Linked DNA regions of Homo sapiens: region 2 is linked to region 1. The links are chromatin loops, found by intact Hi-C in ENCODE. Cell type or tissue: mammary epithelial cell. All regions are shown on one strand. Each heading gives the region's core, and the rest is flanking DNA. Links, peaks and the distances in the headings are about the cores only. Region 1 has its middle 74 kb from the start of LINC02114. Region 2 has its middle 250 kb from the start of LINC02114.

Region 1 (17,177 bases), core at 6,160-14,159:
ATGCAACTCAATAAAATTACATAGATATTGACCAGTTCATTATTATAGTCCTATGGAAAAACAAAGCACCAAAGTAAGCCAAGAAGACTGAGTAAGCACTTTCACCTCATCAGAATTTAAGAACAAAGTTGTAATAATTTAAAAAGTGTACATTGGTGAGGAAGCATTTTCACCTGATCAGAATTTAAGGACAAAGTTATAACAATTTAAAAAGTGTACATTGGTGTATGGATGCAGATATTGACTTTCTGAAAAAATAGAGATGCTCAAAAATCCATGTATATGTGAATATCTTGTGTTTGAAAAAAGATGAAATAATGAGTGAGAAAAGCAGACTATTCATTATTATAATAATTATCTATATTTGAAAAAGGATAAAATGGAATACAAAAAAAACAAAATTATAAACAAGTCCCAGATGGATTAAATAATTAATTAAAATGCACAAGTACAAACTTTCAGAGGACAGCATAAAAACTATTGATCTAACATCAGTGTAGGGAAGTACTTTTTAAGTAATTTCAAAAGATCAACAAGCTGTCCTCAAATCAGTTGTGCATTTTGACTACATTAACATTAAAACTTCTTTTTTCCAAATGACTCCATTAATAATAATGATAACAAATTGTTATATAGTGCTTATTTTGACCTGGACTTGTTCTCTTCCTTCTGTTAATATTAACTCACTTGATCTTCAAAGTATCTATCAGGTAGATAATGTTGTTATCATAATTTTTCCTGAGACAATATTGAGGCATGGTAGATCAAGTAATTTCCTCAAGATTGAACAACTAGTTCAATTTAATTAACTTAATTAAAAGGTGAACCAAAGATTTACAGCCTTTTAAATGAATAAATGCATATACAAACAAATAACACACCACATGGCAAACCAAAAGAACACTCTCTAGAATAGATTAAAATTTCAGCAAATTAATGAGAAAAATTAAAAATTGGAAACCTTAGAGAAATAAGTAAAGTTAAGGTTTTGTTGTATTAAAAGGTAAAGTGAAGCACAACATGATTAAAGGGTTTATTTGAGCAAACAATGATTAATGAATTAGGCAGCTCGAAACCCAGATGTGGTTTGGGGGTTCCACCAAGGGAACTCAAGGGGAGGCTTTTATAGGACAAACATGGAAGTAACGCAAATATACTGTTGATTGGTTATAGTTATCCAGTTGCCTTATTGGGTCTGTTTTGCTGGAAAGGTTCTAGTTTTGTAAGTACAAGTTAGTTGGTGGCTTCTCATTCGTTAGCCTTAACTTCATTTTTTTTTAAATATAGGCATTTACAATAAATATTGCAAGTTTTGCTTATGCTTGCAATTTTTTAGGCTGTTTTAGTGTTGCTATAAAGAAATAACTGAGTCTGGGTAATTTATAGTGAAAAGAGGTTTAATTGGCATACAGTTCTGCAGGCTGTACAGGAAGCATGGGGCAGGCATCTGCTCTGTTTCTGGGGAGGCCTCTGGGAGCTTCCACTCATGGTGGAAGGTGAATGGGGTTGGGCAGGGGGATCTCACATGGAGGGAGCTAGAGCAAGAGAGAGGTGGGGAAGGTGCCACACACTTTTAAAACAACCAGGTATCACAAGAACTCTTAACTGTCACAAGGACAGCACACAGGGGATGGTACTAAACCATCGATGAGAAACCCGCCCCCATGATCCAATCACCTCACACCAGGCCTCACTTCCAATATTGGGCATGACAAGTTGACATGAGATTCGGTGGAGACGTAGATTCACACCGTTTCACCAATCGAGCAAGGTGAAGGTGGCTCATGAGACCTAACTGGCTTTATGTGCTCAGGTACTTTGCCCGCCTGCTGGTGTCCATTTTTTTTTTTTTTTTTTTTTTTTTTGAGACAGAGTCTCGCTCTGTCACCCAGGCTGGAGTGCAGTGGTGCCATCTTGGTTCACTGCAAGCTCCGCCTCCCGGGTTCATGCCATTCTCCTGCCTCAGCCTCCCGAGTAGCTGGGACTACAGGCGCCCACCACCATTCCCGGCTGATTTTTTTTTATTTTTAGTAGAGACGGGGTTTCACTGTGTTAGCCAGGATGGTCTCGATCTCCCGACCTCGTGATCTGCCCGCCTCGGCCTCCCAAAGTGCTGGGATTACAGGCGTGAGCCACCACGCCCGGCCTTTTTTTTTTTTTTTTTTCTTGAGACAGTGTCTCACTCTGTCACCCAGGCTGGAGTGCAGCGGCTCGGTCTTGGCCCACTGCAATCTCTGCCTTCCAGGTTCAAGCGATTCTCCTGCCTCAGCCTGCCAAGTAGCTGGGATTATAGGCACCTGCCACCACGCCCAGCTAATTTTCGTATTTTCAGTAGAGACGGGGTTTCACCATTTTGGCCAGGCTGGTCTCGAACTCCTGACCTCAAGTGATCTACCCACCTCGGCCTCCTATAGTGCTGGGATTATAGGTGTGAACCACCACACCTGGCTGGCCTGGTGTCCATTTTAATTTACTTCACCAGTTGTCATATTTGGCTGATGAAATTATGCATCAGAAATAGAGGGCAAAATATTCTCACTCAGAAATGAATAGAAACTTCCATTTGGAGTTCATCAGCAAGGGAGGCAGCTTACTTCTATGGTGTGTTCCAGGCCTACCGAAGCCAAGTTTCCTTTCAACAGCACACAGGCACTGGCAGTAATGAGATGGAACTGTGTGATAATCCAGCAAGAGTGGAGAATCTCAACTCTGCTATCGTCAAGGGGAGCAGAAGTAATATATAAGGATTATGAAAAAAGAAATATAGCTATTAATATATGATTACAGTATATGTACACACAGACATGCAAACACATGTACATGTACATGTGCATACACACATACATTATGGCCACCTGCTTATCAGTCTGTCCCCAGACTCTTTGGAGATGTTACCTGCATGTCTCTTGGCTCACAGGTTTAAGCAATTGTGGAAGAAAAACCAACCCAAATGTATTCACGTGTTTACTGAAGACTGGACGAATCGAGATCCCTTCTTTGCCATAGAATCCCGGGACACACCAGACTCCAGGTTTGAGGTCCCTTCCCAGAGAGGAGCAGGCAATTTGCAAAGGAAGGAACTTGAGTCACTAATAAATATATGGAAACATATCAAATCAGTCTTAAACAGGAAACATAAATTAAAACCACTATGAAATGACATCGGCAAAAGTTGAAGAGTCTAATAATGCTGTATGTGGAAGATTATGGGAAATAGGAGGAAATCTAAATTGTGGGTGGGAGTACAGATTGGCTCAACCGCTTTGGAAAATACCTCGGCAATAACTAGTAAATGTGAAGATGCTCACATACAAATATACAGCTTCATTCTACATACATATTCCACACTACCGAACTATGCGCACCAGGACACAGGCACAAGAATGCTTATTGCAGGATTATTTATAACAATGAGAAACAAAAACAACTTTCCCTCAAAAGCTGAATGTGTAAGCAAGTTTTGTTCATTTAATTCAGTGAAATATCACACGGCAGATCATTGGATAAACTATATCTACATATCACCATTGTTAAAATTTCAACAGAATACTGTTGAGTTTAAAAAAACAAGTTGAAAACAAATATATAATAAGTATTGTGACATTATTTATATGTTGAAAAATATGATGATAATATTTACATTATCTATATGTCCAAATATACCTTCTAAAAGCATAATAAGTAAAAACATGCATACTAAACTAGAGATGATTGTTTTTGTGGAATGAAGTAAAGAAATGGATGTGGGTTAAGGTTTTAACTGTACATATAAAATAATGACTTTTAAATTAAAAAGCAGCAATAGAGAAGTCTGGGGCTACTAAAGACAAATTATCTATTGGTTTAATTTTGGTGATGGGTCTATGGATGTCTATAATGTTTTTCTATAAATTTTGTGTGTAAGAGTAATATAAGATATTTTATTTTTAGAAACAGAAGACAAAATAAAGGAGGGAAAGAAGAAAGAGAAAAAAGGGGGAGGCAGAAGAGGAGGGGGAGGAAGAATGGAGAAAACATAGACAGAAACCCACAGGAGCTAAAATTGTAGAAGTCATTTACAGCCAGGGAAAAAGTCTAGAACTGACGCTGATGCAGGCCAAGGGTGGAGGCAGGTGTGGGCTTTGCATGTCACACCCATGGCAGAATAGGAGGCATGACCACAAGTCATTGAGAGGTAGGGAGCTGACACCCATGCTCTGATAAAGCCAGGAATCTCAAGGACCGTCCTTCATTCATGGGAATGGAGCTAGGACCACTTTGTTCTCCAGCTGAGAGAGTAACAAGTCAGCCGATGCCCACTCATGAATGTGGGTGAAGCTCTCCCCGCAACAATCACTCTATGTGTCCTGCAGGAACTCCAAGCAGAGAAGTTATTTAAAAAAATGTGTCAAGAACAAGAGAAATGTTATAAAGACAGCTTTCACAAACCGGGGCCCCTAGGGCTACCTCCAAATTAAGGCCCATACGTGTATAATGTGATTGGTTTCCAGAGGGAAAATTGAAGTGACGAATGTTTTCCAAGAAGCTGGTATACTTGTTTCTGAGATCTTTAGTTAAAATACAGAAATATTCTCATGTAACTTTGTTTAAAACAGTAATTTTTACTTACATTTATTTCTCTACTTATTTTTAAAAACAGTCATTTTTTTAAAGATCTTAGACTTTACACTCACACTTACTAATGGGTTAGGAATGATTCCGATACTAGCGCAGAAGACGTGGCGAGTACTACACAGCAATATTAGAGAAGAAGGAAGTTAACATATCAATGACCTCAACCTTCACGTTGGAAAAAAAAAAAACAGAAAAGGAAAATCAAACTATATTCCAACTGAGTAAAAAAGAGAAAACAACCTTCATGTTGGAAAAAAAAAAAAAAAACAGAAAAGGAAAATCAAACTATATTCCAACTGAGTAAAAAGGAGAAAACAAAATTAGAGAGTTAATACGTGAAATAGAAAATGGAAAAACAATGGAAAACATCAATAAAACCCAAAGCTGATTCTTTCAGAACAGCAACAAAGTTGCTAAACCAGTGATCAGGAAAGAGAGAGAGCGAGGACTTCCAACACAAAAAGTATAATAAAGAACTATTATGAATAAACTTTTTACCAACAAATTCAACAACTTGGATAAAATGGATCAATTGTCACGCCTGTTATCCCAGCACTTTGGGAGGCCAAAGCGGGCAGATCATCTGAGGTCAGGAGTTTGAGACCAGCCTGGCCAACATGGCAAAACCCCATCTCTACTTAAAATACAAAAAAAAAAAAAAAAAAAAAAAAAAAAATAGCCAGACATGGTGGCGCATGCCTGTAATCCCAGCTACTAGGGAAGCTGAGCCTGGAGAATCACTTGAACCCAGGAGGTGGAGGTTGCAGTGAGCTGGGATTGTGCCACTGCACTGCACCCTGGGCAACAGAATGAGACTCTGCCTCAAAAACAAACAAACAAACAGAAAAATATTTTTCAAATTATTATTTGAGGCAAGGAATAATTTAATACCCAAACCAAGAAAAAGGCATTTGCAAGAAAAGAAAACTATAATCCAATATCTCCCATAAACACAGGTACAAAAATTTCAAACAAAATTATGCAAATAAAATTCAACAGTATATAAAAAGGGATGATACATCATGACCAACTGGAGTTGATCTCAGGAATTCTGAATGGGCTCAGCATTTCAAAATCAACCAATATAGTTCATCGTATTAACAGACTGAAAAAAATAAAGATACTATGATCAGGTAAATAGATGCAAAAAACAATAGCCAATATCTATTCCTTATAAAACCTCTCAGAAATGAAAGAATAGAAGGAAGCATCCTCAACCCGACTTTTTGAAAAAATCTACAGCTAATATTTATTTAATCGTGATTTACTTAATGTCCCTCCCAAGATTAGGATATCTATTCTCACCACTTCTAGATATTTTACTCAGAGCAATAAAGAAAACGCATTCTAATTAGGAAGAATGAAGTAAAACTGTCTTTATTTAAAAATAACAAGATTATCTATGTAGGAAATCTGAGGTTATCTCCAAAAGCTAGGGAAGCTAATAAGTGAGTTTAGCAAGTTTGCAAGATATAGGATCAATAAACACATGCTAATTGCGTTTCCACTAGCAATGAATAATTGAAAATTAAAATGCAAATATCAATAGCATCAAAAATATACATCTGAGAAAAGACTTGCAAGAAGCAGAGCGCTGAAAACTACAAAACGTTTCTGAAAGAACTTAAAGAAGACTGGATAAATGGAGTGATAAACTGTGATCTTGGGTTGGCAGATTTAATATTGTTAAGATGTCTATTTTTTTTTTCAAATTGGCCCGAAGTTTAAACTCAATCCCAATCAAAATTTCAGCAGATATTTTTGGTATAAATGGGCAAACTGCCTCTAAAATTTATAGGGGAATGCAAAGGACATACCTCAAACAATATTGAAAAATAACAAATTCAAGAAATAATATTCCCTGACTTCAAGACTTATGATAAAGCCCATCAGTCAAGGCCATGTGGTATCAAGATTGACTGATAGATCATTACAACAGAAAATAGAGTTAAGGAACATAGCCACACATATATGAACAAACGATTTTTGGAAAAGTGGCAAAGACTATTTGGTGATGATGTGATAGTTTTTTGAACAAATTTTGCTGGAATTTTTTTTTTTTTCTTTTGAGATGGAGTCTTCCTCTGTCACCCAGGCTGGAGTGCAGTGGCGCGATCTCGGCTCACTGCAACCTCCACCTCCTGGATTCAAGCGATTCTCCTGCCATAGCCTCCTAGTAGCTGGGACTACAGGCACGTGCACACACAGCTAATTTCTGTATTTTTAGTAGAGACAGGGTTTGACCGTGTTAGCCAGGATGGTCTCAATCTCCTGACCTTGTGATCTGTGAGACTCGGCCTCCCAAAGTGCTGGGATTACAGGCGTGAGCCACCGTGCCCAGCTGCTGAAATATTTTAATATCCATTTGTAAAATAAAAATAAACTTTGAACTATACCTTTATATCGTATACAAAATTTGTCTAAAAAGAGACCGTAGAGCTAAATACAAAATCTAAAAATAAACATCAAGAAGAAAACACAGGATCCTTGTGACATTGGCTTAGATCAATATGTGTTAGACATGACACCAAATCCCAGTCTGTAAAATAAAAAGACTGCAAATTGACCTTCATCCAAATTAAAAACTTCTCTTCTTCAAAACACAGTTTCAGAGAATAAAAACAGAACAAAAGATTGAGTAAAATATTTGCAAATCCTGTGTCTAATAAAGAACTTTTACCACAAATGTGAAAAAAACAAAACTTGATAATAAGAAAACAAAGAGTCCAATTTAAAAATGAACAAATGATCTGAACAAACACATTGCCAAAGAAAGGACACTGATGTCAAACGATCACATCAAAGATGCTCAGCATCCTGTGTCATTAGGGAAGTGCAAATGAAAACCACAGCAATACCACTGCATACCTGCTAGGATGACCAAGTTGCAGAAAAATAAATAAAATAAAATAATGTAAAATAAAGGTAAGCCTACAAAGTGTCAGGGAAGATATGGAGAAACTCAAGCACGTGTATACTGCTGATAGGAATGTAAAATGACAATAAGTTTGGAAAACAGTGTATGTTTCTGCAAAAGTTAAACATGCCCTCCCAATATGATTTGGCCATTCAATTTCTAGAAATTTACCCTCCAGAAATGAAACCAAATGTATACACATATACATTTGCACAATGCGTGTTTATTACAACCATATCATAGTCAACAACGAGAAATAGCTCAAGTGCTCATCAAGAGGTGAACAGATAAACCAGCTGGGGTATATGCACCCAGTGGAATACTATTCAGCCATGAAAAAGAATGAACTATGGATACACGCTACGACATGGATGGATGTCAAAATAATTACTCTGAGTGAAAGGAGTCAGGAAAAAAATGATACGTTGTATGATTCCTATACATTTCTAAAACATGCAAACTCATCTGCAGAGCTCGAAAGCAGATCAGTAGTCATTTGAGGATCACAAGGGAGGGTGAAAAGGAGGAATCACAGTGAAACTTTTAGAGATGATTAGTATGTTCATTATCTTGATTGTGGTGATAGTTCATGGGTGAGAACTTATGTTAAAGCTCATCAAACCGAACACTTCAAATATGTGCAGTCAATTTTATGTCAAATAGACCTCAATAAAGCTGATTTTCAAAGTCTTATTAAGATCATCACGTTAATTAGCTTAATAACCATTCCAGCTTGCACATTGAAACACGCATTTTCTTTTATTTCCTCCTAACAGGCAAGGCTGCAGGAGGCAGCTGAATCATCACTTCTGGCTTGACCATGCTCTTTCTTGCTACTGGCGAAGTGAAGCCCACCCAGGGGAGTGTTCCCACATGCACAGAAAGCACACATTGACCTGGCAGATGTGATATGAACATGGAATTGGGACCTACGGAACCTGCCCATTTTATATGGGCAAGTCTTGGTGTTTAGAATGATGTGCTGATTTACTTAGGATTAAGCTTATGTGTCTTTGTTCACTTAGTTAAAGCAAGAGGCTGACAATATCCCAGTGATGCCAATATATGAAAGAAAACTCCAGGGCAGCGTTTATCACAGTGGACATCTTGTTACAAAGCATGTCCACTTCAGAAAAATGCAAAAAAAAAAAAGACATAATTGCTTTTTTGCTTCAGTGGAGGGTATATTTTTAATCATGTGAGCTCTTTATAAACTCAAATCGACTTTATTTTTTAACGTGTATGTCTTGCTTGGAAAGAAACCTTCATTCCTTTCCTCAGTTCTGTGACTTCACCACTGCACAAGTGCCACTTGTCACCCTTGGACTTGCCCGTCTTCCCAGACCAGCTTATTCCACTCAGAACAGCAATGGCAATGCAGTTTCTGGAACTTTCTCGCTGGTAAACACCAGCTCCTTCTGTATTCCGAATACCTTATTGTTTTGTGACATTATGGTGATGTCCGAGGAATCATTCTTGGTTGATCCTGAGATTAACTGGGTCTAGGAAACATTTGTTTGTGTGAATATGTTTTCACCGCCCCTGCCCTCAGATCAAGATACGGCTCTGAGACTTATGGCAGCCTGTTCATGAGGCAAACTTTCCGAGTTTCAGCCTCTTCGTTTTTGAAATTGTACGTGTTTTTGCCACAGTATTGACATGATTGCATGAAGAGGTATTACGTGTATGTGAAAATATTCAGTAGAGTGCCCCGGGAATTTCTGGCTCCCAAGAAGTGTTAGTTCTTGCTCAATAATCACCCTTGCCATCTGACTGCTATATCAGAAGGTATTCACTTAGCAGTAATTAAGAGGAAAAGCTGATTTTTATCGGCTGCAATTGTTAAGATTAGATTCACACACTGGCAGCTGCCCATGCATTCCTGGTGTAAATGTAGTCCTGTGGCGCCACCCACTGACTGATTCTGGACAGCTGCATGGCTGGTGGCTCTCTAGACTAGACACTTCAACCAGATTCACGCCCAACTCATTTCCCACTGCAATGGTGACTGTGAAATTCATGCAGCTCACAAAGGAAAATGATTTCTCTAAAAGCCTTAATGGTTTTTAAAGTCTTTGGTCAAGAGCCAAGTTAGGTTTACGATGGTAAAAAAAAAAAAAAAAAAAAAAAGCAAGAAAGGAAAATGAAATATTCTCTGTTTATGTATTATGGTCAGATACATTTCAGAAGACATGTTTTAATTAAACCCCTGAGTAGTGAGAAGCTAACCAGTATTTTCTGTCTTCTATGCATCAAGAAAAGTACATGTAAATCAACGTGTTTAAAATAAATAGCAAATCACAAGAATATTGTAGGATTCATTTTTCTTCATTCACCATGGATAAAATCACCATTAAGAGAAGTGCTTTGGAAATTTTTATTTTATGATGTTAGTTCCCCTTTCTCCATTGAAATAAAGGAATATCATGCCACTCACACTAGAATTGAAGAAGAAAAGTTACACTAGGCAAAACCCTCCAAAATATTCTGGAACACCTAATAAAACCAAAGAAATTGCTCTTTAATAGGCCATGGAAAATGTTGCAATTATTACCCAGTGAACCACATAAATTCTTTCGAGTTACATTTTAACTGTAGACTTTCATTTCTATTCCCCAGCAATACAGAAGGAAAACAATTCCAGGCTAATGTTTAGTTCAAATTGAAGGGGAAAAAATGCTTTTCCTGATTCAGATGCCGCATTAACTGCACTAGTGAAAGATTGTGACTTAAATATAACCTGTGTGTCCCTTGTCCTAAAATACGAGTTGGAAAATCCCAAACCTTGTTTCTAAATTTTGTATTTTGAGAAAATTAAAGCTCAGAGGAGTTAAATGTTGAATCCAGTCAGATTACACAGCTGGTTAGTGATAGAACTGGAGAAAGAGATAGATTTTTGGTTCTCAGTTGAGTGGTCTTTTCCCCTTCACTACACTCCTCTCAACGAAATATTAATATTTATGTGGTCATATACATGAGCATATTATAATTTATACTAAAAGTAAAAATGTACTTTCTAAAAACTTTGGAGGAAAACTATCTTCTTAGACATACGGTGGAGAAGTCAAAAGCAAATAAAATATCTTGGGTTATAAAATTTATAAATTTAGAATGCTGTTTCTGCTTTCATGACTGTAAATATGATATTTTTCTTAAGTCTTTGAAATTTCCATGGACTTCTTTCTGCTGACTGATAGATTTCAAAGTCCTGGCACTTCTCAGTTTAACACTGTTGTCTGCAAAATGAATTGTAGGTAACCACATAATAACCAGGATTATGTATCTTAAGATGAATCATTCATTAATTTTTGTCTTCATGATAAAATCTATGTCTGTTCATTCTAAGTTTCTTCAACAGGCAAACATATTTCAAAGTGTAAAAAATATAATGAAGTCATCAATAATTCTGTTACTGAGCATGTCCAAACAAAATAAAATTACAATTTTGGCATACTTCCCAGAGTCTCTCTCTCTCCTTCTTCCTCCTTCTCATCTCAGTCTCTAACTTGTCCATATTGCTTTTCTCATAGTAAATGAGGTAAGCTCATGGTGACTGTTGAAAAACTTCCTTACTTGAGAATATTTTCTGTCTTATATAGGAATAGAAAAAGTTAACAAACATAATTTCCAAATAGAAGGGCTGTGAGCTGGGAAAATTTACACATTTTCTGAATTTGAAGGGCCTAGGACTCTCAGGCTCTTTTCACTTGGGATCGACTATTCCAAGTATGAGCATGCCTGTGTGTGTGTGTGTGTGTGTGTGTGTGTGTGTGTGTGTGTGCTCAGGCCCTGTTGTCAGTGTTTACTGCGGTCTTCAAAAAAAGGCCTTGTGTAGTCTATTTTTTACATTCTGCATAAAATTTTAATGTAAACACTGATTTTGTTAATCTTTGGTCTATTTTGCAAATATTGATGCTTTCTTATTTAATTATGATTCCTTTTTTGATGTACTGAAATTAAAAATCACATAGAAAAATTTATCAAAATGTTTTCAAGGTTTTCTTTCTCTCTCTTGTTTTTTGAGTTAGCAACTTCCTCTTGCCCTTGAGATCTGACATATATATTCATTCATCTTCATTCATCTGCCTTTTGTGGTTTATTAATAGATTCATTAAATATATATTCTAGCCAAAATTTATTTTGGACGTCTCAAAAATAAACCATCTACATTCATCTTTTCCAGGAAGTTAACAAAAAGCATCATGTTTTATCACCAATTTGACACTTTAAAACATAATTTTTATGTTTGTTACGGTTTTTTCACAAATTGAATTAGAGAAGTTGGTTGTCTAATTCGTTTTGTTTCACGAGTATCTTCTGTTCATCTACTGTAATTTTTTATATCAGTAACATACTTTCTGATAACTGTTACAGAGCCAGGAGTTCTTGATCATCGGTTTTGGATGTAGTTTTCTGCCCTTTTATTTTATACTTCTTTTGTATAATCACATTTGAGAAGACATCAATGAAGAGGGTTATAATTTCTCTGGATGTAATTAAACCTTAAGTTTAAAAAATAAAGATATTTTTAAAAATAACATTTTAAGGCATGTCTTAAATATTTCAAAGCATGTCATGCCTATTTATTTAAAAGACAGTCAGGCTTCAGATAAGATTTGACATTTTCTTCAGGTGCATTCCCTATATTTTTTATTTTAATGTTTTTACAGATATTTTCCACTCTTGTGGCCATTGTGAACAGGATGTTAGTAATCATTATAGTTCTATAACTTGTAATATTCTATATTAAAGGATGCTTTTAATTTTGTACAATGAATCATCTGATAAAATGTTACACTATTTTAAATTATGTTTATTCATTTCTCTGTAGTTTGTCAACTAGAATCACAGGGCTTGAAGTTACTTACACGTACTTTTTATCTTTATAGAAAGTCACTTCATTTTTATGGTGTATTTCATATAATTATCTAAAAAATGTTTTAAAATGTTAAGTGATAAAGAGGATATTCAGTTTTTTACTTACATAAAATTGTTCTAATTAAATGCTTTTATAAGATTTTGATTATTTGCATAAATAGAGGTGATGTACGTTAAAGAACTTTCTACTTCAAGTTTCCTGAGTGATCTTCATTTACTTGCTTTTTTTCTTGTTTTAATCAGAAAGGAATATTGAAGATGATGAAATTACTTTTATAGCTCTATTGGAATTATCACTATGAACACATAGGCCATATGAGGGGATTTACTAATATTTGTATTCTACTTCACTTTTCTACAGCTGATGTCATTAAATCTATTCTACAATTTCTTTGAGTTTGGTAATTTAATACTTTATTCACTAGGAATGTTAGTACATTTAATTTAATTTAATTTTTTGGTTTAATTATGAAACTAATTAAGGCTTTAAATTTACCTCTGAGCACTCTATTAGTTAAATCTCCTAAGGACTTTTTGCAGATATATCTTCTTAATTTTAAATGTAATCAAGAGATGTTAACATACATTTTAGAAAAGAATTTAGGTAACTCTAACATTTATTTTACAAGAGACCCAGAAATAGCATTATTTCCATTTTTATTCTCTGTTGCTGCAAAATAAACTTTTTCATGTTACAACAACAATATGGTTATTCTGCGGATTGACTGAGCTCAGATATATGGTTTCCAGCTTTGTGCAATGTTGGCTGGAGCTGGAACCACTGGAAAAGTTCCAGCTTTCCACTATCTTGTGAATCTACATTGTTTACAACATTACAATACCACTTCTAGTTTCCAGAGAAACTTTTCACATGAGGACAAAGAAATATGCACATGGACATTCAGAGTAGCACATCCGTATCCGTCATAGCAACAACTGGAAATAACTGAAAGGCCTACTGGCAGGAGAATGGATAATAGTATCTCACAAGGTAGAACTAGACAATGGTGTAGATAAACTCATTGCAATTACATGCAAAAATACGTGTGAATTGGGCTGGGCATGGTGGCTCATACCTGTAATCCTAGCACTTTGGGAGGCCAAGGCAGGTGGATCACTTGAGGTCAGGAGTTCGAGGCCAGCCTGGCCAATATGGTGAAACCCCATCTCTACTGAAATAATACAAAAATTAGCCAGGTATGGTGGTGGCACCTGTAATTCCAGCTACTCGGGAGGCTCAGGCATGAGAATCACTTGAACCTAGTAGGTGGAGGTTGCAGTGAGCCGAGATCATGCCACTGCACTCCAGCCTGACACTCTGTCTCAAAACAAAAAAAAGTGTGAATCTTAATGATGTAACTTGAATGAAAAGAAAGCCCCAGAGCATATCTATTAATATGTATATGTTATATATATATAGCAATGTATATGGCTATATAAAAATATTTTATATAAATGTACGTACATGCGTCTTTATATATATTATATAACATGTTACATATACATATACATATATTACATACACATGTATTACATGTATAACATATACATGCAATATATATGTATATAATATATGTATATAATGTATGCATGTGTATTCAATGTATGTAACACATATATAAAACATGTTACATATACATATATTACATATATACATAATATATTGTATATTACATATGTACACATATACATATATAATACATATATATGTAATCCAAAAATGAAGAAAAGTACTAAAGTAAGGCAATAATTAACACCACAGTCAGGTGGAGCTTAACTTGACGGGTTGAGAAGTCAGGGGCTTGGCATAGGTTCAGAACCCTTGGGCAGCTGCATAACATTGGTAATGCTCTAGCTGTTGAGCTGGGCTGCAGGCTCATTATATTACTACATCAATGGATTCCTTAATTAAACTATAAGAGAGTCATGATTCATGGACCAAGGACCAGTATATAGCACACTGTCGTGCTCTCCACACATACGCTTTATCCATCTTTTTCCTGTGACTGTTCTTGCAGCAACCAACCCCAGTTTACACCACTGATCTTTCTCTTTCCACAAGCACTTTTGCTGTCCCTCTGTGAAACTTCAGCCATTTTTGACTCAGACGCAAACCTACAAGTTCAAAGGATTCAGCCCCTTATGGAACTTTCCTGGACCAAGGGAGATTGAGAGCCAATGGACAAATTGTAGAATTTTCCAACGAAGCCATCTGGCCCTGGAGTTCTCTTGTTGGAAATTTTTTAATTAAAAATTTAATTTCCTCAAAGGGTATGTGACTGCAGTTTACCTATTTCTTTTTGAATGGGTTTGGTAGTTTAAGTCTTTCAAATAATTTGTCCATTTGATCTAAGTTGGTAAATTCATAAATACTAAGTTGGTCATAATACTGTCATTATGATTTTAACATCTGTACAGTTTGTCACAACTTTCTCTCTTTTATTTCTGACATTGGTAATTTATGGCCCTTCTCTTTTTCCTTATCAGTCTAGCTAGAGGGTCATCAAAGACCCAAGTTTCTGTTTGACTAATTGTCTCTATTGCTTTTCTGTTTTCAATATAATTAAATTCAGCTCTCATCTTTATTATTTCCTTTGTTCGTTTTGGATCTAATTTGTTCTTTTGCTAGTTTCTTAAGGTGGAGTGGTCCACTGTTTGGTAAGACTAGAAAAGAGTGAATTGTGTTACATGGTCCCAAGGGGCTGACAGAAAACTCTCCTGACATCTGTTTAGCTAAGGTTGGAGATTAAAAGAGTTAAAGTTGTTAGAATAGTGCTTAATTCAAGGGAAGCACTGTATTACTATTATTCTTATTATTATTTCATTTTTAGAATTTTTGAATACTTGTGTTTTTATGGCTTACGTCATTCACATTATTTCATACTCTTGCTGTTTTTCTATCTTTCTGACTCCATAATATCTGCTGAACATACTGTTTTCTTATGAATTAGACAACTTACAGATTTGATGTCTTTTCCTGCCCTTTCTATAATAAATGTTCTGTTGTGTTTATATTCTTAATATATACTTATAAAACTTTTTATCCCTAAAGTTACATACAGTATAGCGAAATAAACAAATTGCCACTACTTAAAAAAACAGTACATTCATATATGCTGGAATTTTTGAAATTCTCCCATGTTCTTTCTCGGTATTTTATAACGGTTTTCATTTGTAGGTTACATCTGTCTTCAAATGGAGCAACTATTGTGTATAATTTTATATTTGTAACTGTACTTTATCATTGTCTCTTATTTTATTATGAAATGAGCCCATGTTTCTATGCATTTTCAAGTTCTTGATGTTTCCAATTGTCTATATTTCTTTAAAAAATGATTCTTTGGACATTTTTATATTGAAGAAGTAATACACATTTGTTGTACAGATGAAATAACATAAATCAAAAGTATAAAACATAAAATAAAATCTAATTTTATTCTTCATCCCTGGTGTGATCTGGCTCTGTGTCTTCACCAAAATCTCATCTTAAATTGTAATCTGAATTGTAAGCCCCATGTGTTGGGGGAGAGACCTCGTGGGAAGTGACAAGAACATAAGCGCGGTCCCCCCAGTGCTGTTCTCATGATAGTGAGTGAGTTCTCACTAGATCTGATGGTTTTATAAGAGGCTTTTCTCTCCTTCACTCTGCAGTCATTCTCTCTCCTGCCACCATGTGAAGAGGTGCCTTCCACTATGATTGTAAGTTTCCTGAGGCCTCCCAAGCCATGTGGAACTGTGAGTCAATTAACCCTCTGCTCTTTATACATTACCCAGTCTCGGGTATGCCCTTATAGCAGTGTGCAAACAGACTAATACAATCAACATCTGAGGTATCAGATTAACAACTTGCTATGTTCATTTCTAGCAGATTGTATTTTTCTCCAAACAGCCACAGCAATACATCTGAACTTACAAGCTCTTCCAGAACCTTGCTGATCTCCATAAGAGATGCTTTTTATTTCACTCTCTTCTTTCATTGTCTACTGTAGTGCTGTATGTAGTGCATCTTCCTTCAGCATAGAATTTCATATACTAAGAAGAGCACAAAGGCAGAGAATACTGTTACTGAAGGCACTATTAGAGCACGCATACTTGGAAGGAGAAGTATAACTGATATTTGCAATTCTAGAGATTTTTGAAAAAGGAGTTTATAACAAGAATGATCAAAATAGGTTTGATGAAATTATTGTCAGTGGGGTCAAAGAGATTAAGGAAGTCCCAAAATAAACTCTGTATAATGATGACTGAACCATCCAAAGCAGCAGGGACAGCCACATACACATGTCTCTCTGACACATACATGTCCATGGCTGCCAGTACAGGAAGGTGACCACCAACTCTCACATTGGACAGAGAAGCAGAAAAGTCAAAATTAGATAAGAAACCAGAATGAGAACTAAGGAGTATTCCAGCCTTTTTGACCAATGTAAAGTCACCATCATCTTTCCCAGGAGGCGATGTTCACTGTCACAATTATGTCTATTACTTTAGGTTAGACTCAATGTCAAAGTTCAAGAAAAGTATAATGATGTTTATGTATCTTTTCACGTTATCGTCATTCTCTTTTGTACTGAGTACAGAAGAATAGGTGCCTCTATTGTCGCAACTTTCTTCTTGACTTCTAGCATGAAGCCAAGTTAGCTGTAAAATCATCTCGTATCCTTGCATCCTGCAAACATGCTGGATGATTCACATAGTTTTGTGAGGAACACAGTCAGGTTGTAATTATTACTATACTATCAGAACCTACATTTTCTCCCATCCCAAT
Region 2 (17,177 bases), core at 4,896-12,895, 180 kb before region 1:
AATGAGACATTGTGTAATTGTGTTGTCTGTCAAAATGTGTCTGACAGATGAGCCCACGAGCATGGGTGGAAGTTAAGACTGCCTCCCCGATGTATAATTTGCGGGCAAGGCGCTCTTTGACTAACCTTTCCTTAAGAGCAAATATTCCTTCTCTTACAGCATCATTAGATTATTCATACAGCATTCCCTCGCTTTCTTTCATCACCCACTTGGTTTAAAATGTTCAGGTTTGCTATCAACGAACCGAGAATCTCCTGAAAAATGATGTTCTTCAACTGCTTTGTCATTTTTCAGAGTCATGTTTGGAAAAAGTGGTTCTTCAATATACACAATTATTTTTTTTTTACCACTGTATTCAGGGTCATAACTATTCCTCTGTTTGGTACAGAAAAAATAAAGTTGATATCCCTTGTAGTCTGTGAATGAAAAAGAACATTTGGATAATCTTCCCAATTCACCAATTTAGGACTGCCCTCATCCTCACTAAAGGGTGATGTATCTGCTTATCATGAGGGTAACAGGGTGGGGAGGAAAGCCTGCGGAGAGGATGGGTAATGAGGGGTAGACAGAGGCTAAGTAGGAGGCAGGGAGGGGCCAGGTGAGGGGAGAAACCCTGAAAATATCAGCAGAGGCCAGGAGAGAGAGGCTCCTGATTCCCCTGACCTCCGAGGAAACAGTGATGAACTCACAGTGAAGTAAATGTAAAGTCAGACCAAAGAGTTTAGTCACTCTGATGGTATTAACTAGGAAAAGACAATGTTTACAAATCACCATTGCCCCAGTAAGTCAATTGCAGGGAAATCGTCCTATAACCACTTCCAAGAAGGACGGGAACAGGAGCATTTCACCAGGTACTAGTCTTCCCTCGGGGAGCTCCCCAGCATGAGGAAGAAAATGTCCTATGAAACCGGTTTCTGAAAAGCATTGCAACATAGGAAACTGATATGTGTATGTGGTTTCTGATTAAAGTGAGTGCTGTGAAATGGGTTATTTTAAGAAATATATGTTTATTGTATTAAGGGGACATTTGATACAAATTGGAGGATCTCAAATTAATTATACTTCTTCTAAATCAAAAGTATAATTATTACCTGGGAAATCTGCTGGGAAGGAAGTTTAGTGATGGTTTTTATGTTAGCGATAAAATACACTTTTTCTCGTCTTTATCTCACTTCCAGACTTTGCAATACGTGGTGGGTTTAATTACAATGAATATGTCAAAATATCCCAAATTCCCCAAAATTACACCAGTCTACAGTCTACTGTCTCTGACTCATAATATAACCTCTTTAATCCTGCCTGTAATCTCCTGTCTTTGAAATAATGTAATGACCTTTTCCCCAATGGACACACACATTTTTGCACACTGCTAATCAAACATTTTAAGTCTAAAACACGTAAAATCTAATGTAGTTATCATCATGTCTAAGGTATTTAGTTACAAATCGATTCCTCAGCATGGCTACGGCCATGGTGTACATACACTTTCCTATGTGTTGTTTGGAGATTGGTCACTGGCCATGTCACCATTAGTTGCAGTGGGTACCTGGCCAGGAAAAACAAGTTTGCACCTGACTCAGCTCACAGGAAGGAGTCTGAAAAATAGGGCAAAGGCAAAGCTCTTTAGGGAAAAATTATGAGAAATTACTGCAAAGCGTCATCAACTTTCATTGAATGGAAGCACTTGTGTTCACTTGGCATTTCACGTCAATAGGTAAATGGGTTTTTCCTTTGTTTCCCGATGTCAGCAAATATCAAGCCCCAGTTGATATTTACTTTATTCCCAGGGGTCGGACTGTCAGATAGTTATCCTCTATAATCAACTGTGGAGCCAAGTGTATAGAAAGGGAAATGATACTGATGGCCCCTCACAGGCCACAGCGATTCACTCAGATCCCAGCACACTATCTGCTGAGAGCTCCCCTATCAGATTTAACGTGTGAAGGTTCCAACTCCTTAGATAATTCAGATTCTAGCATGGGCTAGGATTTACATCCATCACTTACTTATTTTCCAGTAGGCCTTTTGCAATGTAAATGTACAGGGTTCATTCACTTTTACCTAAAATAATACCCTTTTACGAGTCTTCTACCAGGTCTTCCAGCAATGCCTGTGTTCCTTCAGAAATCACAGCATCAAAGGGGAGGTTTCCCCACTTAATCTAACCGACTTTTTGGGTATTTCTTTTCATGTTCTCCTAAGTTTTCTTACTCATTAAGATTCAGCTCTTTTATTGTTTTCCAGGTATTTTTTTTCTCTGAGCTCCTGTTTAGAATTCCCCAAAAGCATCACTTAAGCCAGACAAAATGTGATTCACTATTATCTATGCTTCTTTTTATTCTTTCTCATAAATCAATCCTTTCAGCCCCTTTATCATTCTTGCTTCTCTTTGTGCTTTTGAGTTTGCTGACATCAACATCATTTGTATAATGAAGTGCACCTACTTGATGTGGGTCTATGTGGGTAATGGACATGGGATGTCCCAACACGGGAACACTAGGCAGGGCTTTGTGAGGTCACACACAGGAACACACATACACAGGCACACACACACTCATTCCAGCAGTCCAATCAATGTAAAGACCTGTCTTGTTTTAACCCTCGCTGCAGATACAGGCCCCCGCACTTCAGCTTGATGCCAGAGGGCTTACACGTAAACTCTGCTTGACTTGGAAATCAAAGAGAGGTGAGAAGAGTTCAGATTTTCTCCTGCTGAGGTAGGAGGCTCGCCAAGAGACAAGACTGGACTCATAAGGTCTGCAACTGGCTTTATCTAGTTAATAGCAGCCTTTGACATCACAAAACATGCTATTTCCTTGTGTTCATGTCTTTAAGAGGAGCCACGGTGAAAGCAAACATTAAAGATTTTAATCTAACAAAAATGTGGAGTGAAAGTAAGACATTTTACACCTGCTCTCTGCACTACTATTTCAGGAGGAGGTCGGTCGCTGATGTTGAAACTGTTATTCATAAATGTTTTCCATCTGTGTTTGTTTCTGATTTCTCATCTGCATCCGCAGTTATGCAATGTCCTCCAATGTTTGTCTCTTCTTCCTGAAATACGGTCTATTTCACATTGCACTGCCCATTTTCACAAGGCATCACTGGACTAGGGAGTCCTCAGAGAAAGCCAGGTATGGTTCAGCTGTTTCCTTTCCAGTGTATATGACACTTGGGAAAAAGACAGCTTGAGGGTAAATTTGCCTCATCGTTAGAGATACCTTATTAATATTAAGTCTGCAAAACAAGTCCTCTCTTTAATTCAACACTTCCAAAATGAACAAAGAGTTACAATGCCCTGCAGTAAAAGGCGACTTAATTGCATTTGGCCAATATTTATTTCGTGCACACTGTGTAAGACGCATTGAACTAGAGAGTATAAAAATTGGTAAATTACCATCTCTCAACTAAATAATCTTATGGTCTCATAACAGAAATAGGTTACAATGAATGTACAAATAACAATTTAAATAAAGATAATAATGAGATTTTTAAATGATTAAAGTTATTCTCCAAGAACACTTTAAACACAGTGCTTAAATTGTTTCTATTTATTGAGCTTCTACTACAATGAAGACTATATGGTAATTCTAGGATTAGAGACGCATGAGCAACACACACACACACACACACACACACACACACACACCCTGCCCCCAACTCACAAACAGTAGAAAGCATGTGACATTAAATAATTGCATCATTTAATTCTTGCAGCAACCGTGGTATTATAATCCCCCATTACACATGAGAGCACTCAGTGTAACCATAGGGAGTTGATCTGCTGCCAGCCACACTGAAGAGGCAGGGCATACTTCAGGTATCAGGGGTTGAGATTTGGCTATGAGAGCTAGAATGTCTGGTTCCAACTCCAGTTCCACAACATGAAAGCTGCGTGACACTGAGCAAGTCACTCAATAACTCTGTCTGAGTTTCCCCGCGCTGTAAAGGTTTGTTTTGAGAAGTGAATTAATCCTCATCTTGATCTACCTAGGGAGATCTAGTATACAAGAAATTCCTCTGTCATCTTTACTTTTTTTTAATCAAAAAGTTAAACAACTTCAGTGCTTGACCATTGATTTGGTAGAAGAAACTTTTCGTCCTTTCTACTTTTCTTCTATTCTTCCTTCTTTCCTTCCTTCTCAGTTTCTTTTGCTGAAATGGTGGGGGTTGTTGTTCTCTTCCTCCTCCTCCTCCTCCTCCTCTTCCTCCTCTTCCTCTTCCTCTCCCCCCACTCCTTCTCTTCCTTCTTCTTTGGAATAACTGACAGTGTGCATAATTATTCACCTCTTGCAACAGCAGAATTAAGTGTCAAATATGCTGCTTACTTTCATTAACTCCTACTCTAAATTGTTAATAATTTGGCTTCCCGGAAAAAAGACCACAAAATGTTAAGATAGAAATGGTTCAAAAGTGCACTACTTCACCAAGTTTTCTTTCTTTCCTTTTTTTTTTTTTTTTGGATACTTTTTTTTCAACATGTGCACTCAGTAAGACAGTAGAACTCTCCCAGTGGCAGTCCATCTGATTTGTAAACCATAGCAAATAAATCATTGACTTCAGAAATATGTTACTTTAAAAAAAATGGCTAAAATGCCTCCAATTGTTTTTCCTGTACAGATTTTAGCAGAGAAAAATCTGGTGCACCTAATATTAGATTACAGCAAAGAGAGTGAGAATGGTATTTGTTCAGAAAAGCCCTCAGCATCATTGCGAACCATTCAGGCAGCACGGGAGCTTCTGGAGGTGAAGGTGTCTGGTGAGGCTGATCAGACATGGGCTGAGTCTCCAAGTTCTCATGCACACATGTGCTTCCTGCGCTTGGACTTCTCTCCTCCAGGCTCAGCCAATCTCAGGGGAAACAGCACTCCGGCAGGAGTGACTCCTTCTCCCACAGACTCCTTGCAGCACACACAGACGTTTCCAGTGATTCCCAAGAAAGGTTAAATTTACAAGAACATAGTCACCACTTTCTATTTTTTATACATTTTATAAAATTGAGTGTGATTTTGGAACACAGACAGACATTCAAAAGATCATACTACTAGAAACATTATCATCCTGCCACCCATTTAGCTCAGAATCTTTGAGTTAGGTGAGTTATTTTACATAAACCATAAAATTTTATCAATTGAATTTAACAATTGTAAAGGTAATCCCATACTATACTCACCAATAGCTAATGGCTATTTTAAAAATTGTGGGATCTAATTTTTCCCTCTATTCATTTTACTTGTAATAATGTAATCTCAGTATAGCACACTGGGGCTAATTAATTAGGACAGTTCAAGTTGGAATATAGTTACCTGTTAATGAAAATGCTTGATTTCAGAAATGATCACCTATTCAATGACATATGAGAATTATAACACATAATTTATATTTATAATATAACAATTACTTGATTTCATCATTTAAAGATATTTTATAAAAGTGATTCCTAATAGAAAACAATAATTTAATTTTAAAAACATAAATCAAGAAAGTAAACATTGTAAAGTCAACAGCAACTTAATTAATGTCAGTGTTTTCAATACAATGTATTATTAAGGGAACTGAGCATATTAAAATAATACATAGTATACATAAGAGGACATAATTTTAAAAATTGACAATTTATGACATAATATTTACTCAAAAACTCAATTGAATGCCTATATGTATATTAAAATATATGTAGGTCCCTAATTTTCAAAAATAACTTAAATGCTGTTTATAAAATTTGTAGTCCATTATCTATTATCTAAACAAATGCAAAGAGCAAGAAACTTTTTTTGTACAAGCAAATATCAAGTTACAGCACAGTTAATAATTTCCATTTATTGTATATAACTTGAATATTGTACCTCTATAAAAATTAGTCATAACTTTCTATTCAGAATTTTTATTTAAAAAGTAGAGATTTTATTACAAATCATTTAACTTATGTTAATTCCTCTTTTGTGTTAAATTTTAAAACTGAATAAGAAGTTAAATAAAAACTCAAAGAATTTCTATTTGTGTCATTCCATCAGATGTTGAAAATTTGACTCTCCTCAAAGAAGAGGAATCCTCTGAACTAATGTCACTGCCAAAACTTACAGTAGAAAATGCAAAATTGAAAAGGACTTGTAAAGAGATTTATATTACACCAAAATATTATACAGCTCCTTTTCATATTTTTTTCCTAACTAGTTCAACAACTGGGCTTATTAAAAAAGCTAGTCTGGTTATTGGATAACTTTGCTTTAAAAGGTTATTAGAATAACCTGCTAATTAAAAAGCACAAATCAAACTCCTATAAAAAGTCTAAATGGAGAAGGGCTCAGCTAATTGGAGCCTCTTTCATATTGGTTTGAGAGTCCTGGAGTGCCTAGATTGCATTTTGAATGGTGTCATTATGCTGGCCCAGTGCGGTCATATTGGGAGCCGTGTTCCCAGACAGCCTCCCAGGATCTGTATGTGAAGCTGCAGTCAGCATGAGGGGTGACACAGGCAACTCAATACCCTTATTGCAAAGTCCTGAATTCAAATATTAGCATATACGGCAAACAATCAAAAATAGCATTGTATTCAGCCATCTTAACAGGAATGAGATTTGGAGCAAAATTGGTAAGAATAAAATGGAGATGACGAAAGGGTGTTTTTAACTCAAAAGAAAGAGCCCCCACCCTTCCTGAAAGTGAAGTGCTCAGAAAGAGACAGATCGTAATGAGAAGAGAAAAGGCACCTGGCATTTGCATCGCCCTCCACCTGGAGCCCTGACTGGAGAGGGTGTAATTAGAGCGCTCTCTGTGCAGGGAACAAAGGCCTGTCAGGATGAAGAAAAGCCCCAAGCTAAGCAAAACCCCGACTAGTTACATCTTTCAATTTCTTCTCGCTGCCTTGAAAAGAGGAAATATAAGAAAACAGGTGTGGGCTGGATTTTTCTAATGTTTGGAAGGGAAAGATTCGTCTTCTGTTAATATTCTTACAGGGAGTAATTACATCTTTTCAAGGCCAGAGAACAACTCAACATTCACTGGGCCAACTAACTGCGGGAATAGGATCAGGAGGGTCAATCCTGATGCAACACGCCCTCTCTTTCTCTTAGTCATGCTAATTTTGTCAAAATATTGAGTTTTGGATTGATTAATTTGTCTTGTGATGTTGCAGGGTTTCGTTTTCTCCTGGATCAGCAGCACAAAATTGAGATGGCATGTATGCCAGAGATAGATGGCGGCGTGAGCCTCTCTGCCACGTCTTTCTTTCAATGCTTCAATTTCAAGGAGAAATTGTACTGACTCATAGGGGATGCATTTTCAAAACAAAACTTAGCTTGCCTGCTCCAATGACTTTAAACGAGAGCAAAGTGTGCTTCTCCAACAATGCTGGCATCTGTTCTAAGTGTGTGCCCACTATTTCTCTAAATTCATCTTCATGCTTACATCTCTCAAGGCAAAAGTCCCGTATCCACAAAGTATGTAGATAGTCCTGCTGTGGTTGAATACCTAGATTCCTCGCTTTAGTACATTTCATCAGGAAAAGCTTATTTTTAGGGAACGAGACAAGGTTGTTAGACCTAAAGACTGACATCACAGGTCAACAATTTGGGGGACAATTTGTCATCACATGTAATGGTATAAATAATTTGATCACTAAGACCATATATTTATACTATGATCTGGACTCACTGTCCACCCGAAGCGGCGACCAAGTGACTGTGTTCTAAACAGAAATTTGTCCCCTGGGTGCTTCAAATTGTCATAAATGAGAAATAATATGCAGGAGGCCTCGAGAGCTTGAAAAACCGTGAACCACCAGTGGGCCCACCACAAGTTAATGCTAAGTTTTATCATGTTTGTCTTTTAAAATCCCATGTTTCTGAAAGGGGGAATTCTTACTAGTTTCCATCACACCATTCTCATTTGGTTTCAAGAACAAAGACTATTATGAAAGAGAAAACAAAATACAAAAACACAATTGTGACTGTTAATTACATACTTTAATAACATAATTGTCACATTTTGACCAATACACTAAATGTCTATATACATGCATAAATTTCTTTGGCAATACCCCTAGGTGGCAGGGTAATATTACAATACTTTAGTTTGGAAGACACTGGGTACCCTAACCTTGAGAGAAAGAGAAAGAGAATATGTGAAACAAATTTCCAGAATCCTTAATCTTAAATTTGGACATCTCCAAAAATAGGCAGCATAAAAGAGGTTGGTAGTCGCTCATAGGCAGTTTTCATCACCAATACAGAACCATAGAATGTGCTTGAGTGTCCAAAATTGTGTTAATAAGAACTTGTTTTTCTTTTATATTGAAGAAGTGGGAAGAAGTGTGGTCTCAAAGCCAATTTTCTCCATGAGGCATCAAAAAGTCATTTATTGGATTATAAGTTCTTTAGGAAATATTCTGTATCATTTGTTGAGACTGGTTAAATGAAACCCAACAGAACAACATCTAGGATGTAGGATATGACCATAGTTAAACGACTTTAAACTTTCCCAAAATACATTTATAGAACATATCATGAAACCACTATTTATTTATGATATGGGATGAATCCTCTTAAACTCTGCTTTTGTAAACCGGTACAATCATTTGAAAAATCAACTCACACAAAGAAATTCAAGATATTTGGGAATTTGACATAGTGCTTACAATATATAAATTGATCCTGAGGAAATTATATTAAATATAACAGCAACAATAACCCATGTTAGTGCTGATAGACATCTAAAATTATAGATGGTTTGTTAATGAAAATAACCACATGTGATAGAAGAGTACACAAACATAAAAGTATGTTTAAAATAATAGTTAATAAACTGGGAAATAATAATTATAATATTAAGTGAAAATTTTGCACTCAAGTTGCAAAAATATCAAATAGGAAAATATATTGATAATAAAAGAACAAGCATGAAATATCCTAAAATATTTACAGGAGTTACTGCTAGGTAATAGAATTATGAATATTATTTTGTTAAACTGTTTCAATATTTTTAGATATTCTTCAGTAAGCTCATATTGCTTATATAATAATACAAATATATTCGTTCATGTAGTCCTTTGTTTTATGTCCAAAATCAAAATGCACTTATATGGATAATAAGAAACATATGTATATGGACATATGTATGTATGTATTAGGAGTAAGAGCATTTCTGGTTACTTCTATGCCAGTATTCGGGCTAAAGCAGATCATTTAACTTGTCTAGCCTGTTTTTTATTTGTTTGTTTTTTATTTGTTAGTTTTTATTTTAAAAAAAAACTAACTAGAATGAAGATAAGACAAGATGATCCTTAAGAATTTAAAATTAAAAATGTAGAGATTAACAGTAGGGTGCAATGTAAATCTATCATGAAAGTGGCAGCCTATAAAGTCTGAATCCCTATACATAGCACTCAAAGCTTCATATATGAGGGCTGAGCATGGTGGCTTACACTCATAATCCCAGCACTTTGGGAGGCTAAGGCAGACAGATCAACTGAAATCAAGAGTTCAAGAACAGCTTGGTCAACATGACAGAGCCCTATCTCTACTAAAAATACAAAAAAAGAAAAAACTAGCCATACCTGATGGGGGATGCCTGTAGAGTCCCAGCTACTCGGGAGACTGAGGCAGGAGAACTGCTTGAACCCAGGAGGCGGAGGTTGCCGTGAGTGACCGAGCAAAACTCTGTCAAAAAAAAAAAAAACTTCATATATGAGGTGTTTCATGTGGGTACATATTTCTCACTTGCATTAACTCACTAAGCCACATACTCCTGGTTAAATATATTACGTGCACCACAGTGACTATTCATGAACAAAAAATACATTTAAATTTTCATACATTTGTAAAATGTCATAAGCTATATTTTCCTTGCAGTGAGTGATACCTTTTTGATGTCATGTTTACTCATGTTTTAGGGAAGTATTTAATAAGTGCCCCCTATGTGACCATATTATGCTCAGTGTGGAAAATGTAACTGAGGAAATGTCAGATATGGCCCTGTCCTCAGGGAGCTTCCTCCCAATCACGGCGTAGAGGCAGCTAAAGGCTGTTGATGTACAGAGGCTCAGCAACTCTCTGGGCAGATGGAGGAGCACCATATGCCTTTGTTGAGCAGATGGTGTCCATAATTAGGGATGAAAGATGGGTTGAGATTCTCCCTGTGAAGCTGGAGGAAATAATGCCACAAGCAGAGAACAATGTGCAGGTGACCTTATGCGTGCAAGGGGAAGGCACTACACAGTCTTGGTTGCCTCGCCATCCTAGGAGGGTGACTAGGCTACCTTCTTCAGAGAGCTATATTGAGGATTAAATGGGATAATAGCAGAAAATCACCTTAAACGGTTCCTGGCACAAAGGGACATGCAGGCTATGTCAGTAATGCTAGCAAAGGAGAGGAAGACAAGAAGGAGGAGCCATGTAGAGGCACGTCAGCCCCAGCACATGACTTACTAAAGATGCTAGAATAAGTTACTGAACTGGAGCAAGACTGGAGGAAGGTGGGCTGGATAGGGGACACCTGCTGTAAGCTGGCGAGAGGCGATGGTGACCAGGCCAGTACTTTGCAAGTGGCTCCCAGGGTGGTGATGGCGAGAAGTGGGAAATCTAAGAAACGTGCAGAAAGCAAAGTCAGCAGCACTGTGGACTGATGGAATCTGTGGGGAGAGGAAGGAATCGATCCAGGATGGCTGCTACTTCTCTGGCTTGGGAAGCAGCCCTGAAACAATGGCAATGCAGTGAGACCCCAGGTAGAGGACTGTCGAGGAGGGCACAGCCTTTGTTCCGAATGTGAGATGTGTCAGTTTCCTAGGTCAGGCACCAGAGGGGACAGTCACCAGCCTGTTAGGTAAATGAGGAGGCATTTCAGGGGGAGACGGAGGTTTGAGGTGCATCATTAAGGAAAGGGAGATAAAGCCACAGGCATCCTTGAGAAAAACAGGAGTGACCCAGAATAAGATTTGAAGAACAAGAAACTTTGCGGGACAGGAGTCAGAGCTGCAGGCATGCACAGTGAGCAGGAGGTCACAGATGCTCAGGACTAAGTTGGGGCAGGCGAAGAGGCACAGAGAAAAGGGAAGAAAAGGTTAGAGGAAGAAAGAGGCCAGATGAGTTAGCTAATGAGTAGTCGTCCATGGATGACTCAAAAGGAGACTCTGATTGGACAATTTCACACACCGGTGGAGGCTGAGAGGAGAGTGGGAAATAAAGGCATTTCTAAGCTGTATCTAAACCCATGTCTAAGTCTAGGTCTGTGTCTATAACTAGATCACTGTCTATGTTTGATCTGTATTGATGTCAACTATATCGATGTCTTTATCTACATAAAAGGATGAAAATAGATTCCTAAAGGGTTTCTCACAGTAAATAAATGCTTCAGTCCAGATGACAGATGCAATGCCATCACTGATATTATTTCTACTTGTGTTTTTCTTCTGCCATTGATTCTATTTCCCTTTTCCTGTCCTCCGTTTCTAGTTTGGATTCAAACTTGTCCCCTAAGCCAGAGAATGGGGCTTCATGTTCCCCCCATTTCAGAACAGCTTCATTCCTGGCTCCATCCTCATTTCCTAACTTTATTCTTATCCTACTTAGAGTTTCTCAATTATTTGAAATATACTTTAACATGCAACATGAATGTATTTTTAAATCATCTTTCATAGACCTTTTAAAAGGAAGGACATATAACTAAAGGAGTTAGTAATATTAGTTGATCAGCTCAAAATGCCCAATGGGTCCAACACAATAAAAGCAGTTTATTTCTCTCTCAGATAAAATCCAAACCAGGCAATCCTAGCTGGCAGCAGGCTGTTCTCCAAGCAGCAATTCAGAGACTCTTCACCCTCAGCTTATGGGCTCCAAGCTTGTTGGGCTGTCCGTCCACAGAAGGAAAACCCCCCGAGGTCGCCTGTGCAAGGTTGTATGAGCCAGGTCTGGGTGCAGCAGGTGCAGCTTCCCCTCGCATCTCACCAGCTGGAACTCAGTCCAGAAGCCACATGGATGCCAGGGCAGGCCAGCCATGGACCCAGGCAGGGAAGACAGGAGGCTGGTAGCAGCTGGTAGGGCCTCCAAGGGCTCTTCACTCTGCATTCTCAGCCGTAGCATCTCAATGTCCCTTCACCAAGAAGGTGATGCCATTGTAGACAGAGAGGAAAAGGGTCATGGAAATAGTTTCTTCCATCAAAGTTCTTCCTCAAAGCTTTTATTTTTTTCATTTTTCTTTTCTGATCCAACTGTAGCATTATTTTATCTCTGTTTCAGAGATGGGCACAATATTGCTCTCAACTTCAGCAATGCAGAACATATTGACTCCTGGGTCCTGCTGATGGGGCTTGCTTCCTGGCTCCACTTCTTAAGTGGTATGACCATATTCGTTCCACTCAGCCTCAAGCCTTCCGTTGTGAATGAGAGACAGTGGCAGTACCTGGCTCATAAAACTGCAGTTCCACCAGAGAATCAGAAAGTTGAGGCTATGTCTGAGACCAGGCTAAAGATATTAGAAACCTTTCCTATTAAATTTAAACACTGAACAATGATATAATCAAAGCTTACACAATGACCAAGCCAAGAAGTAAAAGAATAAGGGAATGGTGAAGGCAAAGGCAGCCCTGGAGGTGGGAAAGACCTGTTTTCCACTAAATGAGGAGCAGCTCCCCCATGACAGCAGGCATTTGGGAGGTGAAACTCCATTCTCCCCAAGACATGGTGAGGGCTCCAGACCTTCAGGACCAGCAAAGGCTGTGAGTGATTCATTCCGTAAATCCATGCATGACGGATTTAAAAAGGAATATTTTGGAGACAAATGTTGAGATTATCTGAGCCCTTCATTCAACATTGCAATGCAATGTTTCAGAAGGTACACAGAGGCTGTTTACTGAGCAGAATGCCTGGAGAGCTGAATGACCTTCAATTGCTATTTATTTATATATCATTTTTAATATTTCTACACTTTTTTGAAATGAAATTTAAAAGTCACATTGTATATACAAACATACGATGAAATATTGAAAATCATACCTGCTTCTTAGATGGGAAGGTTATATTTCATTAAGATAGCAACTCTTGGGCCGGGCGCGGTGGCTCATGGCTATAATCCCAGCATTTTGGGAGGCCAAGGCGGGTGGATCACCTGAGGTTGGGAGTTCGAGACCAGCCTGACCAACATGGAGAAACCCTGTCTCTACTAAAAATACAAAATTAGTCATCTGTGGTGGCGCATGCCTGTAATCCTAGCTACTCAGAAGGCTGAAGCAGGAGAATTGCTTGAACCTGGGAGGCCGAGGTTGCAGTGAGCCAAGATCACGCCATTACACTCCAGCTTGGGCAACAAGAATGAAACTCCATCTCAAAAAAAAAAAAAATGATAGCAAGTCAGCCCATATTTCTATACTTTCCTGAAATGAAATTTAAAAGCCATGTTGTATGTATAAACATATGATGAAATATTGAAAATCATACCTGCTTCTTAGATGGGAAGATTCTATTTCATTAAGATGACAAGTCTTCCCAATTTAATTCATATATTCAATAGCATCTTAATAAAGTTCCACCAATATTTTAAAACACAACAGCAATTATTCTAAAGCTTATCCAGAAAATAAATATACAAAAATGGGAGTGGGAATTATGCAAGGAAGCATAAAGAGGACCATATAAATTAAGAAAACATAAAATGCACTTGAAAGGTAAATAATTCAAATGGTAGGGTATGTTACAGGCCTAGCAATAGATGGGGGGATAAGAAGAAGAGAATTCAGAGTTTAAGCTTTATCCAGTTTTATATGCAAATCTCATATTTAACAGAGATGTCCTTTCAACTCTGGGGAAAAGTTAGGTTTTCAGTAAATGATACTGAGTAAAAAATACTCAGCTGACTAGTATTTAAATTAAAAAAATAGAAATCTTCTCATCCTCATGTGGAAAACAATTCAAATGAAGACCCTTTGATGTGGTCTGGCTGTGTCCCCCCCAAAACTTCATCTTGAATTGTAGCTCCCATAATCCCCACATGTTGTGGGAGGGACCCAGTGGGAGGTAATTGAATCATGGGGCAGGTCTTTTCCCTGCTGTTCTCTTGATAGTGAATAAGTCTCACGAGATCTGATGGTTTTATAAAGGGCAGTTCCCCTACACAATCTCTATTGCCTGCAGCCATGTAAGATGTGACTCTGCTCCGCATTCGTCTTCTGCCATGATTGTGAGGCTCCCCCAGCCATGTGGAACTGTGAGTCCATTAAACCTCTTTTCTTTATAAATTACCCAGTCTTGGGTATGTCTTTATAAGCAGCATGAGAACAGACTAATACACTCAAAAATTTTATGCTTTATGTTCTAAAACTGTGTGTTGTTCTGTGTTCTAAAAAAATGAGGACAAAAATTATGTTTGGGACATATATTAATGTTTATAAAAATAGTGAAAAATTATGCTTTTGGAGTAGAGGTGGGTTATGTAGTAAAGACCCAGAATATCCCTCCTCCAAAAAAATAAATAAATTAAACCTGGAGAAAGACATAACACTTACCTTTTTACCTAAGGTAAAAGCAACCAAACAATAAAAGACAAGCAAATAATTGAAAAAAAATTGACACACAAAACAAAGATTTACTCACTAGTTTCTAAATTATTCTTACAAGTCAACAAGGAGAATCCTACACATCAATAACATCAAAAGAAAATGAGTAGGCAGTTCACAAGAGGAAAAATAAATACACAAATTAGCCAGGCATTTATGAAAAGATGTTGGGCCTCACAGGCAATTAAACAAATGTAAATTAAAACAAGGAGGTAGGTTTTGCTTCTCATGTTGACAGAGGTTAAAAAACACCATGGTAATGTTAAAGATACATTTATTCATTCAACAGTATTTATAGAAAACCAGTGTATTCTGGGCAGGGCATAAGTCCTGGAGATACCTGTGTGCATTTATCAGAAATGAGTGTAGACACGTCTCTAACGGGGATCCAAATCCATATAGCTTTATGGAGCACAGTCTCAGAGATATGAAATGTGAAAAACCTAAGGCTGAAAAATTGTCCTTTGGGAAATGTATTGCAACAAAATATACACAAGAATGTCATCACAACATTAGTTAAAATATAAACAATCATAGTCACAGTAAATATGCATTGATAAATGATTTGCTAATTAAATTAAATTAACACCCCAGAATGCAAACATATGTAGTCATTATAGTGAAGAGATAATTTTTTAAAAATTATGAAAAGATATATATGATACATTATAAAATAAATGTATGTTAAACAAGCCCACAGGTGAACAATCCTCTTTGTAAGTATGTATGTGTATAGACTATGGGGTGTGGCAAGCACAAAACATTGAGAGTAGACACTTGAGAGAGATAAATTTTTGTTTTGCTTTTATTTTCTTCTTTACTTGTATAAAATAAAAACAAAAATAAAAGCATGCTTTCCTACTTATAAAACTTATCTTACCTTGCTCATGGTAAAGTACAGTGAGAAGTGTTTCCAAAAACAGAAGTTTTATAAACAGGAAAAGCATGCTTTAACTTGGAAGAAACAAAATAAAAATAAAAAATACTTTTCCCTTTTAGTTGCCTAGCCTGGTGTCTATAAGCCCATGGAGATGAGACGTCTGTGTGTAACACACACATTTGATTTTGCTGACGGTGACTGTGGGCCTGTAGCTGGTGCCCAAACAACCTCCTGGGACTGTGTGATTCTCACCTTTGTGAGGAGGGTGATATGTCCTCTGATTAAATAATAGTAACCAGCAAAACTCCAGCTCTATCTTTTATTTTATTTTATTTCATTTCATTTTTCAAGACTGAGTCACCCAGACTGGAGTGCTGTGGTGTGATCTCAGTTCACTGCAACCTCTGCCTCCAGGGTTCAAGTGATTCTCCATCCTCAGCTTCCCGAGTAGCTGGGATTACAGGTGCCTGCCATTGCACTTGGCTAATTTCTGTATTTTTAGTAGAGGCAGGGTTTCACCATGTTGGCCAGGGTGGTCTTGAACTGCTGACCTCAAGTGATCCACCTGCTTCGGCCTCCCACAGTGCTGGGATTACAGGCATGAGCCACCTCACTCGGCCAGCTCCATCTTTTAATCTTTTGAATATACATTTTCAAATCATGGAGGAAAAGAGTCATGAATCCTCAAAAGCAGAGCTCATTCACACGAAGTCTTGATGTAGAAGTTCAGAGGTAAAAGAGAAAACATATCCACACCAGAGAGAAATCTTCAGTTCATCATGGCCTCTACATACTCCATGAGAACTAAGAGAGGTCTGATGCGTTCTAATCTGAGAATTTCATTCCAAGAACTGAAAACACGTATGGAAACAGCATGAGGAAAGGCTTCTGAGACTTGGGACCTCAGACGCATGGGACTTCAACATCCACAGCATTCAACTTTCGATCGAAAACCTTTTTTAGCGAAAAAGTAGGAAAGTATCCTACATGCCATGATGTGTCTCCAAATGGGAATTTAGATATCTGGTCAAATTTAGGTACGTGTTTGAACTAAAAATCCTCCAGAAAACAGGGTGTGGTAGTGCCAAGCAATGCCGGGACTTTGGGGAGACTCTCAGGGCAGCTAGATAGTTTGCAATTACCTTTGAAATAATTAGAATTTTTGCTTTACCTTCGCATTTCTTTTACTGTAACATTTCAATAGATTATAAATTTGTTCAAGGTTGTAGTCAGGTTTACTTAACTAACAGAGTGGTCTTTAGAACATAAAAAAATGTCTCAGGGGTCCCAACTTCAGTGCTAAAGAATTATTTGAAAACTAGCAAGGAGTATTCCTAAAAGGAAAACAGCTCCCCAGAGCTACAGACCCACACTTAACATCCCTGTGCTCCTTGAAGGGACACATAGGCTCTAGCCCACAGCACAGTAGGGATTAATAGGATATTAAGTGTCCAGGCTCCCACCTCAGAGGGCTTGTGGTCAGGCTATTAATAGGCTTTAACCACATGGTTGAGGTTTATTTGGGGACCTGGTACTTATCTCTCTATGCGCGTTACTTAACCTCTCTTCTCTTTTTGTCAATAGAACAATAGTAGCCATAATACAAATAAAGTAATATTAATTTTTATTAATAGTATGATTATTATAATCATGATAGTATCTACATTGTGAGTCTGTGGTATAAGGGGTAGAGTAGACAATACATTTAATAAACTTAGGAAAGAGCCTGGCTTATTCAGGAAAAGTAAAATAAGTA

Evidence for each region. A loop is a pair of places that touch in the nucleus more often than their neighbours do. Peaks named below come from ENCODE experiments on the same cell type or tissue, not always from the same donor. Only the 100,000 strongest peaks of a DNase experiment are listed, where the experiment ranks them.
Region 2: it touches region 1 in a loop (19-fold over the local background); 4 of 110 quality-filtered maps call a loop at or near these places.

Annotation. Positions count from the first base shown.
Region 1 is chr5:4,690,929-4,708,105 of GRCh38, forward strand. No RefSeq gene overlaps it. Among named protein-coding and RNA genes, the nearest start is that of LINC02114, 74 kb to the right of the region's middle. In mammary epithelial cell, for the core only: a CTCF peak has its summit at 9,449 (motif pointing left); a DNase peak (open chromatin) is centred at 9,343.
Region 2 is chr5:4,512,713-4,529,889 of GRCh38, forward strand. No RefSeq gene overlaps it. Among named protein-coding and RNA genes, the nearest start is that of LINC02114, 250 kb to the right of the region's middle. In mammary epithelial cell, for the core only: a CTCF peak has its summit at 8,037 (motif pointing right); no DNase peak of the experiment used is centred there.